Regions from separate parts of the Homo sapiens genome. Here all the other regions are linked to region 2. The links are chromatin contacts, found by Hi-C or POLR2A ChIA-PET in ENCODE. All regions are on one chromosome and are shown on one strand. The core of a region is the stretch at or near the end of the contact, and the rest is flanking DNA. Distances in the headings are between cores, read along the strand shown. Region 1 has its middle 39 kb from the start of CBLB. Region 2 has its middle 340 kb from the start of CBLB. Region 3 overlaps CBLB (Cbl proto-oncogene B). Region 4 overlaps CBLB (Cbl proto-oncogene B).

Evidence for each region. A loop is a pair of places that touch in the nucleus more often than their neighbours do. ChIA-PET counts read pairs that join two places held with the same protein, here RNA polymerase II (POLR2A). Pooled maps may share reads with other maps.
Region 1: a pooled map shows a loop between it and region 2 (3-fold over the local background). The contact joins two enhancer-like sites. A Hi-C loop is called at or near these places in 4 of 50 pooled maps. POLR2A ChIA-PET finds 5 or more read pairs at or near these places in 4 of 52 experiments (CD8-positive, alpha-beta memory T cell, T-cell, activated CD8-positive, alpha-beta memory T cell and 1 more).
Region 3: a loop to region 2 is called in a pooled map, with 7 times the contacts of the local background. The contact joins two enhancer-like sites. A Hi-C loop is called at or near these places in 1 of 168 maps with a recorded cell type or tissue (CD8-positive, alpha-beta T cell) and 8 of 50 pooled maps. POLR2A ChIA-PET finds 5 or more read pairs at or near these places in 4 of 52 experiments (WTC11, activated CD4-positive, alpha-beta T cell and activated T-cell).
Region 4: a loop to region 2 is called in a map of naive thymus-derived CD4-positive, alpha-beta T cell, with 2.6 times the contacts of the local background. The contact joins two enhancer-like sites. A Hi-C loop is called at or near these places in 2 of 168 maps with a recorded cell type or tissue (CD4-positive, alpha-beta memory T cell and naive thymus-derived CD4-positive, alpha-beta T cell), 1 of 37 single-sample maps with no recorded cell type and 7 of 50 pooled maps. POLR2A ChIA-PET finds 5 or more read pairs at or near these places in 3 of 52 experiments (BJ, CD8-positive, alpha-beta memory T cell and activated naive CD4-positive, alpha-beta T cell).

The regions. Positions count from the first base shown.
Region 1 is chr3:105,906,484-105,909,467 of GRCh38, reverse strand. No RefSeq gene overlaps it. Among named protein-coding and RNA genes, the nearest start is that of CBLB, 39 kb to the right of the region's middle. Within about 2 kb of position 1,498, at least 9 of the 41 ENCODE cell types and tissues checked have a DNase peak (open chromatin) inside an H3K27ac peak, as active enhancers do.
Region 2 is chr3:106,204,730-106,207,844 of GRCh38, reverse strand. No RefSeq gene overlaps it. Among named protein-coding and RNA genes, the nearest start is that of CBLB, 340 kb to the right of the region's middle. Within about 2 kb of position 1,529, at least 7 of the 41 ENCODE cell types and tissues checked have a DNase peak (open chromatin) inside an H3K27ac peak, as active enhancers do.
Region 3 is chr3:105,797,168-105,800,134 of GRCh38, reverse strand. All of the region lies in intron 3 of CBLB (Cbl proto-oncogene B), which reads left to right. Among named protein-coding and RNA genes, the nearest start is that of CBLB, 70 kb to the left of the region's middle. Within about 2 kb of position 1,479, at least 2 of the 41 ENCODE cell types and tissues checked have a DNase peak (open chromatin) inside an H3K27ac peak, as active enhancers do.
Region 4 is chr3:105,751,890-105,754,938 of GRCh38, reverse strand. The region is part of intron 4 of CBLB (Cbl proto-oncogene B); the gene reads left to right. Among named protein-coding and RNA genes, the nearest start is that of CBLB, 120 kb to the left of the region's middle. Within about 2 kb of position 1,663, at least 5 of the 41 ENCODE cell types and tissues checked have a DNase peak (open chromatin) inside an H3K27ac peak, as active enhancers do.

The DNA.
Region 1 (2,984 bases), core at 249-2,748, 300 kb after region 2:
TTGATTCCAACTGCATTGATACTATTGGAGCCTTCAGATATGATCCATGTCAACTTCCAGGCTCCAAATATACAAATCTGTCTATGTATTGAACTCATGTACATAGAGAATAGAAGAATGTTTACCGGAAGCTGGAAAGTGTAGTGGGCAGGGTTTGGGGAGGGAGGTGGGGATGGTTAACGGGTACAAAAACATAGTTAGAAAGAATGAGTAAGCCGTACAATTTGATAGCATAATAGGGTTACTACAGTGAATAATAACTTAACTGTACATTTAAAAATGACTTAAAGAGTATAATTGGATTGTTCGTAACTGAAAGGATAAATGCTTGAGGGGATAGATATCCCATTTTCTATGAAGTGCTTCACATTGCATGCCTGTATCAAAACATCCCATGTACCCCATAAATATATACACCTTACTATGTACCCACAAAAATTAAAAAGAAAAATAAAGATAGAATATTACATAAGAAAAAAAGACAAATTATGTACTTTGTTTGAGTGATGTTGTTAACAGACAAAAAAATCAACGAAGTCCCGGCGCGGTGGCTCATGCCTGTAATCCCAGCACTTTGGGAGGCCAAGGAGGGCGGATCAAGAGGTCAGGAGTTCGAGACCAGCCTGGCCAACACAGAGAAACCCCATCTCTATGAAAAATACAAAAATTAGCTGGGCATGGTGGCGGGTACCTGTAATCCCAGCTACTCAGGAGGCTAAGGCAGGAGCATAGCTTGAATCTGGGAGGCTGAAGTTATAGTGAGCCGAGATCGTGCCACTGCACTCCAGCCTGGGCAACAGAACTAGACTCCTTCTCAAAAAAAAGAAAAAAAAAAAAACAAAAAAAAACAAAAATCTATTACTTAAATTTAGTAGCTGATGTGAGTCTATCTAAACTTTCAATTCCAGTTTCACACATTCCAAGACTGTCTCTAGTATCAATGACAACAGCACCATTCATTACCAACAGACTTACAATATTTTAAATAATTAAAATGCTGTGTTGCATAAAAAATAGAAATTACCTTTTGTATAACACATATCTCCAAAAATGAGCTCTTAGATTATATTTTATTTATTGCTTTAAAATGGAAAAACATCTGAAAATTAATCCATACATGTCAAAAGTTATAAAAATAAGAAGAATGAATTAAATATTATCAGAGTTTTAATTAAAAAAACACCCAACTATAATTATTTGTCAGGATCCAATCAGTTTCTATGCATTTTATAATATTTTGTTTTGAACATGATAGAATCTAAGAAGTGAGTTTTGATGTAAGGAGTATTTTAAGACTCAGGATAATTGTTGCCAATGTAACCAGGTAACGTTTAAAACATCCTGGATCCTTTATTCCAAGAGTGAAGAGCTGTAGGGTATCAGGGCATTTTAGAAACTCTCAGTGGCATTTAGAAACTCTCAGAAGGAAGTAGTGTGGTGACTTTTATGTTTTAATGTTTCCAAAGGCTTTCAGAATGTCATGTGATAAGAGCTCAAAAATTTTTGCAGCAGCCAGCTTTCCAGCAGCTTGCTTCTGCTTTTTAGCATTGAAGTACATGAGACCTTAGTCGTTAAAAGCCTCTCAATATTTACCAACCACGAATTTGCTTTCTATATTTTTCCTTCCAAGTGAATCCCAATATCTTTAGGATGCCTATTTAATTTCTGTGCTCCACAATGACTGTCTTCTTTGATGAAGAGTTATTAATGAGTATTTGGCTTTTAGTATGAAAAACGAGGTAAACAGAATTACCAGGAGAGGTCCTAATGGTACAATCATGTCAGAGTAATGGACAGAGTTTCCTGGTGGATTTCTAAAGGAATATAAGCAAATAACAAACAGTTTACTTGAGGGATAAATTTAACATTTTCTAAAAGTTCACTCTGAATATTGGTTGTTTAAAAGTTTACACATTTTTCCTGCATTTTTGCCAGTTAAAAAACAACTATACCTTTGTTTGATCTGAATATGATTAGGATAAAACAATATTAAATAATTTTTAAAACGTTATAGTTTAAGAAACAGAAATGCAGGACTTATACTTTCATGATAATTATTATAAGCTGTAGGAAATTATTGTACCATGACCTGATTTTAGTAGTTTTTAACATGACAAATTTTAGATCCAGTCTTTTACTGAATCATTTTGTAGAATTAAAATCTCTCTGAAAAACATTGTGATGCCTTTAGATTGGACAGCGGAAAATAAAATGTGTCTCAATAAGTACTCTTGACCTTTTAAGGCTTCAGGAAGTATGTGGAGGTAAGCACTTTCCTGAGGTGTCATCGTCTCTGAGGACAGAAAAGGGATCCAGCTGCCAAGTGACGTTCTAATTCTCATGGTTGGGCCTGTTGTCTGGAAAAAGAGTCATGCTCCATTTAGTAATTCCAGTGTTTCTTCCTCTTCCTGTAAAGAAGGGTGTGGGAGCAGGGAATATTCATTCACAAAAAATGGAACAGAAATATGTATCCCGTGGGAAGGAGCCATTTATAGAACTGTCTAAAAATATGTATTTGGGCAGGTCAGATGATATTTTGCAATATTACCGGATGACCATTAAGTTTGTACACTGGCTTTGAATATGTGTTCATTTCTGAAGCAGGAGTCATTTTGAAGTACTAGGAAAATGGGGTTGCCAAAGAGATAAACTGTTATATGGCTAATTTCTTTGTATCTAGTTCAAACCAGTTCCCCCAAGCAGAACTTATGGATATCTGAGAAATTAAAAAAGTAATAGTCTACTTAGGATTCCTTACCAATGACATTATCCTTATAATATAGTATTACAAGTTATAGTTTTTTAAATTTAGTACATAATTTTATGACTTATTAAATAGGTCATAAAAGTAACTGGGCAAGGGAAAACTAAGATATTGCAGGAGAAATCCAGGTCATAGAGCTCATTCAGCACAGCTGACTAGAAAACTGATCATTCTTGGACTCTGATTGCTGATTTGGGGCATGGAGAGGTTTTTTTCATCA
Region 2 (3,115 bases), core at 280-2,779:
CAAAACCCTGTTTGGAACAAAGATAAATCCACTGGAAGCAATTATTATTATTATTATTATTTGAGACAGGGTCTCGCTGTGTCACCAAGGCTGGAGTGTAGTGGCACCATCTCTACTCACTGCAACCTCCACTTCCTGGGCTCAAGAGATCCTCCTACCTCAGCCTCCTGAATAGCTGGGACTAGAGGCGTGTGCCACCACACCTGGCTAATTTTTGAATTTATTTGTAAAGATGAGGTCTTACTAGGTTGCCTAGGCTGGTCTGGAACTCCTGAGCTCAAACCATCTGCCCACCTCACCTCCCAAAGTGCAGGAATTGCAGGTGTGAGCCACCACACTCAGCCTAGAAAAAATTAAACAATAGAGATGCCACAGTTAAGTGCTAAAGTTTGTGCTGCACACTCTAAGTAGGAAGGGAATAGAGGGAAAAGGAAACCAAGTAATAACCACTAATTTACATGAATGTAAGTTAATGGATATGATGTCCAGCCTGATGGTTAGCACATGGCAGATACTCAACACTATTTCTATTTTGTTTGTTTTTAAAAAGGGCTTGATCAGGGCTCTCTTTGAAAGGATGAGAATACTTCATAAAGAAAAAAATGAAAATTCCATACAAAAGATTGTGCATTTGTAATGATGATCCTTATGATACTCTGAGCATTCATTCAGGGGAACAGAGAGGAACAAAGGTGGGAATGAAGAGAGAGTTCCGTAGATGATATTTTGTTTACTGTGATCTATAACCTCTGGTCTCCAAAAAAAAATTCACAACCACTTCTATGATTAAACTATTATGCTTATTTCAATATTCCCCTGTCTTTGCAACAAAACTATTCAGCTTGTGACATGGAATAAGATACAGCAATGATTCCCATTCTCCTTGAATGGGAAACGGTAATGATGTGTTGGGTTTTTATTGTTTTTTTTTTTTTTTTTCAAAAATACAACGACTGATGTAAGTGATGACACAAGTAACCTAATCATTTGTTTCCTTCCAGTTAGTTTAACCAAAGTGGAAACTATGAAAGAGAACACAAATAGTAATCATTATTTCCTGTATTTCAGCCTTCCTCAGCTTCTGTCTGTACATTAGCAAAGTTCTAAGGGTTTCTAAACTTTCATCTTTTTCCTCGCTTTGTAATTTGAGCTTGATTGCTCCCTCTCTGCTACGGAAGAAAACATATTCTATAATCTTTTTAAAAACATGGTAAACGTATCATTCTATATAAAAACAATCTGAATAATAAAAATAGAGGTCTATTTTATTTCCATTTCTCCTTCCTTTTCGTTTCTGCGGTACAGATCATGCCTTTGTATCTGACTTATTTTCCGCAGGTAAACCTGGCCAGGCCTTGGCACCATAGAATAGAGTTTCCTTTAAAAGCTGTCAGGCGTTTCCCTGACAAATATATACTTGTAATTGGATCTCTCTGCTTTAGTAATAGTGATTCCAGATGGCTGCTTCTAGAGGAAGCAAGAATTTCCGGCTCCACAATGGTGTGGTTAACAGAGCTCTTCCCCTAGCCGCTCTTAAGTCGAAGAACTGTGTGTTTCGAACTTCCTGATTGATCAAGTATTATAAGAAGAGTTCAGGTTTTAGACAGGTTCCTTTGGGGGAGAACTGTAGTTGAAGCTCTTACTGCTGCAAAGATGCCCATGAGGAAAACACAAAGTGAACTTTTCTCTCAGCACCAGTTAACAACCAGTGATTGTTAACTGTTTGGTCTCTTGTGCATCTATAGCAGAATATAAATAACGTTCATAGAGTTCAAGTCCTGAAGTTCAACACATGGTACTCTAAAGGATGTTAGGTAAAGTTACCAAATGCATAAACACATTAACAGCAAAGGACATGTGAGTTGGAGATTAAAGCTCAAGCATAAACTTGATATCAGTTCTTGTCAGCTCCTAAACTATTGCATAGAAAACACTCTTTCTAATCCAATTTAAGTCTTGCAGAAAGCTTAGAAGGCTAGAAAAGCAAGTATTTTACATCTATTTTATAGATGATGAAACTGAGGCTGAAAATTTAGGCGATAGAGACAGGGTAAATGTGCATCTGTATATTCCTATTTCAGGTCTCCTTCGTAAGCACTAGGCTGCCTCATTACATCAGCATCAGGGGAGGGATGAGCAGTGAAAAAAAAAGTCCTGATAAAAATAATGATGAAAAAAATAACAATAATAAAGCCACAGGTAGGTAGTTCTTTGTGCATTAAATTTGACGGTCTAAAACTTCCAGTTCTCTCCAAAGACCTATTCTTTTTTTTTTTTTTTTTTTTTTTTTTTTTTTTTTTGAGACAGAGTCTCACTCTGTAGGTCGTGCTGGAGTGCAGTGGCGCTATCTCGGCTGACTGCAAGCTCCGCCTTCCGGGTTCACGCCATTCTCCTGCCTCAGCCTCTGAGTAGCTGGGAATACAGCCACCCGCCACCACTCCTGGTTAATTTTTTGTATTTTTAGTAGAGACGGGGTTTCACTGTGTTAGCCAGATGGTCTTGATCTCCTGACCTCCCAAAGTGCTGGGATTACAGGCGTGAGCCACTGCTTCCGGCCCGAAAAACCCACCATCTTGGCCGGGCACGGTCCCTCAGGCCTGTAATCCCAGCACTTTGGGAGGCTGTCGCAGGTGGATCACCCGAGGTCAGGCGTTCGAGACCAGCCTGACCAACATGGTGAAACCCCGTCTCTACTAAAAATACAAAAATTAGCTGGGCATGATGGCACGTCCCTGTAATCCCAGCTACTTGCGAGGCTGAGGCAGGAGAAAAACTTGAACCAGGGAGGTGGAGGTTGCAGTGAGCCAAGATCCCACCATTGCACTCCAGCCTGGGTGTCACAGCTAGACTCTGTCTCAAAAAAAAAAGAAAGAAAGAAAGAAAGAAAAACCCCACCATCTTTTATTATTTACGACTATCTTAATTTGGTTCTTGCAAAAGGAGACCCTTAGACAAGATTTTGGGTGTAAGTAGTTTATTTGAGGAAAATACAATGAGAGGGTACAGAAGTAAAGCACAGAAGAGAAGAGGACCAATAAAAAGTGCATCAATAAATGGAGTTACCCATTGTCTGTGAGAAGTTCTGCATGAAGGGACCCTGTGAAACAGTGCATAA
Region 3 (2,967 bases), core at 230-2,729, 410 kb after region 2:
TTTGAGGCCCAAACCAAAGAGATTAGGTGACTTGTCCAAGATCCACAGAACCACAACTAGAACTCAGATCTTCAGACTTGTTATCAAATGTTTTTACCAGGACATCACATATTTTTAAGAAAATGTGGGCTTTGGTATTTCAGATGTACTTTTAAAATTATGTCCCTGGCTGCTTAGTCTAAAAAACAATGTTTATTTTATTTATTTTAATACTGGAAATATGAAAGGACATGACTAAGATCCAGCCATTACCTTAGTTATGACATAAGAGACCTTAGGAGCTGAGAATTAGAAACGTTCATGTATCCTATAACTTGTCCACATTTTCTAGAAGCAAATCAGGCAAATAAATAACCCAACTGAAATTTTCTTAGGTTAGATTAACTCCATGTCACTATTTCTATAGCAGGAATTGTAAATGCCTGTGTTTATAACATGGGTCATTCTCTAGGAGAATGTTTAAAAAAACATTTTATTGTTTTCTGGGTTATAGGGTGAATATTATAGAAATTTTGGAAATATATGAGTATAAATAAAAAAATCACTTGTATGTAATCTTATCATCCAGAGATAACAGCACAAACGTTATGTTGCAAATCAAAATGGTGAAATGCCTTTTTAATGCTTGTTATGCGGGTGTTTTCCAGTTGTGCATAGAATAACTTTATATGAAAGGCACTGAAACACACTTCATGATGCAACTGTTGCCTCATCTATTTAACAAATGGTACTAATTGTGCCTATTTATGTAGTTAATAAAAATGTAAAGATAGCTGAAAAGTAGCTTTTCCATGCTCTAATGTTCTCTTACATAACGTCTACCCAAAATATCCTTGTTTGTTTTTTCCTGCCCTTTGTTTTGCTAATTTGCTTTTTTATTTTGATAATACCCTCTTAATGTTTTTACTTTTTTCTTCATTTTCTTAACTGCAGGGATTTCTTTTTTTTTTTTTTTTTGTTCTTTGTCATTATTTACCATGTGTTTCTTTCTCTCACTGCTATTCATTATTTTCCCATTTCTATTTTTATTATTCTGGTCATTGTTAAACATTTCATTTTTCCATCTAGATACTTTGTTAGATCTTGAAGGATTAGCAACTAATTGTCATCCTTGAGATCTCATCTTAACTTTTAATCAGTATTGATATTTCTTTTAAAAGAAACAAGACCCTTTACTGTTCTGGAGTCCAACTTAATTAGTCACCTTTTGTCTTTCTCTGTGATGCTCCTGCCATCCAGAACAACAGCATAATGCCTGACCCCCTCTGTCTCACACACATATAAGGCAGGCAGTTAGGAGATTTTGACATCTAGGCTGCAGCTTTTCATTGAAAATCTTGCAGAAAATCTTGTGTTTGCATAAATGCATGTCACTCAAAATAAGCAGCAAAGGGGAAAAAAAAGAGTAGCTCTTGGGTTTTAAAAGAGGAAGTTTACTTCCCCTACCCCCAGTCTCAATATTTAACATCTGGTTCTGACTAAAGATGGGGAGGAAAAACAGACTTAAATCTCCATTCATCCTGTCTTACCACCAAACAGTGTGATCACTGATAGCATTTCTATTTCTGTTGTGGTCTGTATGATCAGATGTTTTTGTTAATGATTTGTAAGGGAAGATAATGCCTTATATTTCTCTGAGTGGTTATAATGTAACGTGCCAACATTTCTAATCTCTAGATAGGGCTAGATTTAATCATTATTTAATGAAACTTTGAAGGAAATAAGTTATTGCTGGACCTCATGTGTTTCTGTCTTATTTCAAAGAGAAAACAAAAAACAGAAACCTTTAATTAATCTACTGATAATATTTATTTTATTTTAAAATTTTAATTTATTTCAACATTTGAATAAGTAATACATTCAAATGGGCAGAAGTGAAACAGTCTTGTGAGATACCTGTTTTTTAAAACTCCATTTTAGAAAAGGAATTAACTAGGACTTTATATCTCTTCGTTCAATATAATTTTAAAGAAGAATTGTTGAAAAGTAGATATGTTTTGCCATTTGCTGAGAATATTTTGTACGTTAGCTTGTCTCTTACAAAAACTAAATGTGTTCCTACTTCTGATAATGTATGTCAATTTAAAATTTGGAATGGCCAAGGTAAGTTGCTCTGCATCTGCCCTTCATATGGCTCCTGAGCACAGCTCAGTGACTGGCCCTTGCAGTGCTTCTACCGTTGTAATGGGTAAAACCAGGGGAAACTGCCTTGCTCTTGAGCTTGAGCAGGTTAATCAAAAGGATAGAGCTTCCACTTCTCATTATTCTCCTTTCTACTTTGATGGGCAGAATAAGGGGATGCTCATGGAAGAGAAATTCACACCCATGAAAAGCAAATTGCCCTGATGTCTGAATCACATTACAAATTTGAATTAAATTACAAACTTAAATCAAGTCTAATGTTACCTACATTGTTGTACATGCCATCAGAAATTCAAAAGCATTTTATTGGACAACTGAATATTTATTGAAGTCCAGAATTTATTATGTAAACTTGGTGGTTAGATTTTTCTTTCTCTTTCTCTGTCTTTTAACCTTTATTTTAGGTTCAGGAGTAAATATGTAGGTTTGTTATACAGGTAAACTACATGTCATGGGGGTTTGGTGTACAGATTATTTCATCACCCAGGTAATAAGCATAGTTCCCCATGGGTAGTTTTTTGATCCTCTCTCTCCTCCTGCCCTTCACCCTCAAGTAGCCCCTGGTGTCTGTTGTTCCCCTCTTTGTGTCCATGTGTTCTTGGAGAGAACTAAACATCAAGTGAGAGCTAAACAAGAGGATATATGGTATTTGGTTTTTTGCTCCTACATTAGTTTGCTTCAGATAATGGCCTCCAGCTCCATCCATGTTGCTGCAAAGAACATGACCTCATTCTTTTTTATGACGTGTAGTATTCCATGGTGTATATGTACCACACTGTCTTTATCCAGTCTACCATTGATGGCATTTAGGTTGATTCCATGTCT
Region 4 (3,049 bases), core at 414-2,913, 450 kb after region 2:
AACAGGATTATAACATAGTCTTATTTATCATGTTCTTATCTCTCATGATATTATATGAACAGAACTATCACTTTAACAAAAAGTCATTAATAGATTTCTGTGTAATAGATAGGTGGTAGTAAGCCATCAATAAATGGCAGTTCTTACTCTTATTTGAAATAAAAAGATCCTGAAATTATATTATTATTACAGGTGCATGGCTATCCATTGGTCATGTATTCTATTCTTTGTAGATTGACAGTTACTTATACTTGTTCACTGTATTTTAAAAGCGATTCAGCCTGCAACTTAAGTGGTTTATAATTGTAAGGGTCAATAGAATATATTGAAAGATTTTTGGATTAGTGAAAACTTGGAGTTTAGTTGGCCTTTTTATTTTCTCTCTCTCTCTCTCTCTCTCTCTCTCTCTCTCTCTGTCTCTCTCTCTCTCTCTCTCTCTCTCTCTTCCCTTTTCTTCTTCCCAGGTCTCTGCCAGCACCCTGAAATTTCTACATTTGTAAAACAATTTGCTATTGATATTTTCTCTCATTTGCTTCATCTCTAAAGGAAGAGGTAGTAGAAACCACCACTGTCTTTTTGCAGAAGTTTAAATGGAGGTGTGAAAATTCATGCTTTCTGGGTTCACTTCCTCTCATATACCTCAGAGAAGAATGGTAGCCACTTAGTCTTAAGAAAGTTTAGAGCCTTAGTGCAACAGTTTAGAATAATCTAATTTTTTTGTTTGTTTTTAAAGACTTTGTTGTTGTACTCTATTTCTATTCTTCATTCTTGAAATCCCCTTCCCCCTACCTCTGTTCCCCAGCCCCACCTCCTACACAATAATGGGTGTTTTGCTGAAGTGATCAAATGAGGGTTATCTGTTGCGCAAACACTCATATATGAAAAGTTAACAAAATAGTGCCCTGGCTCCCTAATCCCTATTACTACCACTAATTAAGATTCCAGTGAATGCCTCTTTGGATTTGAGGTTTATCACAAGTAATCTGACAAAGTTTCATTTACACAAGTACTGTGGAAATGTAGCTTGTCCTTTTGTAAATTGTTATTATGAAGGGGTACATTAGACTAAAATTTTCTTAAGTTCATACATCTCGTATAACTGGCTCTGGGAAATCACTGAGTGCTCAAAAGAGTTATGAATTGAATTCACTGTAAATGCTAGATTAGAATAATTTTTATAGTAACAGATGTGGAAGATGTCTATTTGGCCTTTTTAAAAAAACTTTATATGTTATACACAAAATAAATATTGACAATTTGACCACTTTACGTTGTATACTTTATATACGAAACAAAAATGCTTTAACTTCTTCATACGAAAAATAAAATTTATACTGTTCTGAAGTCAGTGGTTCCCTGATCATATTTTTTTTACTCTGAGTATCATGATCAATGTCCCTTTTGTGTGTTGAGTATTTGAAACTTTAATTTGGAAAAGAAAAATGTACTTCTTAGACATTAGTTTTATGGTAATTATAATGAAGCTGGACATAATTGCATATTTATACTTCATTGTAAATCAACAGCTTCCTAATATTCTTAAAAGTGTTCCTTTTTTTTTTAAAAAAAACAGCAGCATTTTGTTAACCTTAATCAGAGCCTGACGTGTGTTTCTTCTAAATGGCATCTGATGTGGTATCTCTCCTCAGTTCTCTGTGGTTTCCTGTTTTTTTCATACATAGAGAAACACTTTTTGAGGTATTAAGCCTCATATTTTTCTTCTTTTAATGGTACCTGAAACCTAAACTCTCTTATAAATACAGCATAGTGTTGTCAACCTGTCTCACCATTAATTTATGCCACTTCCCACAGACTGCTTCTCTGGAATCCCTCCAGCCCTTGCTGTGTATCCATCACCCAGCTAGCATTGTCCTTACATACCCCACTCTAGATTCTTTAGCATTACAGGTTTTACTTCTGTCCCTAAAGTGTGATCTTCAGAGACAAAGATGTTATCTTTATTTCTATAATTGTATTTCCCCAACAGTGCCTTGTTTTAGCAATGAATAGATATAGTAGGCTCTCAAAGTGTTGTCTCTAGAGCAGCAGCAGCAGCAGCAGCCTCAGGGAACATTTTATGGCTGTCAGTGTTCAGGCCCCACCCCAATGCTACTGAATCATAATATCTTGGGTTGAGGATCAGGCTATGTTAACAAGCCCTTCAGATAATTTGGATGCATGCTGAAGTTTGACAAACACTGCTATAGAAAATTATTGAATGAATATGAAAGTTGTACCTTTATGGTGATATCTCATTGAAGAGGATTGATATAGCATGGGGCCAGGCACAATTTAGTTTATTCTGCCTGAGTCTTGTATTTCAGAGATACTGGTAAAGGAAACCTAAGATTTAAATATTTGCTATCTTATAAGAGGATGTTATCTTATAAGAGGGACGGCTTTTATGCTATTCTGTTGTAAAAATTGTAGTTTAAGTTTTAAAAACTGAATGATTTCTTTCTTCTGCCGAATTAGGAATAGGCATTATTCTGAAGCAGGAAGGTTAACTAAGAAATGCATCCTGGGTGTCACTAATTTTCATGGTGGGAAAGAGGGTAGGTGAGTTGGAAACTGGTCAGGTGGGGATAGGTTGAGAGACGTTTCCCTAGTTACCATTCTGTGCTCTTCTAAATTTTTTGAATCATGTAACTGCATAACATGTTAAAATTTTGTCGAATGATATTCAGTCAGAATAAAGTAATAAATATTGAATAAACTCCCATGATATAACCATTGTGGTTGGTTTAAAAATTAAGTTTTTCTTTTGTATTAATATGAAAAGTTAGATAACGTATGTTTTTCATCTCTGCAGAAAACATCAGGGTTGTGGCAGAAATGTCTTGATGGCTTTCTACCTTAGCCTTCTTGAATTGGTTGATACATATTACTCATTTGTGCAATGAATAAAGGATTTCTATTATTATATGGACCCATCATCTTATGACTGTTTTTAGAAAATGAGAATTAAATCTTGATTCATTATTAAATAACCTTGTATACACACATGAAGAGGTCATGACACATAAGACTTTGACCTAATACCTTTTTT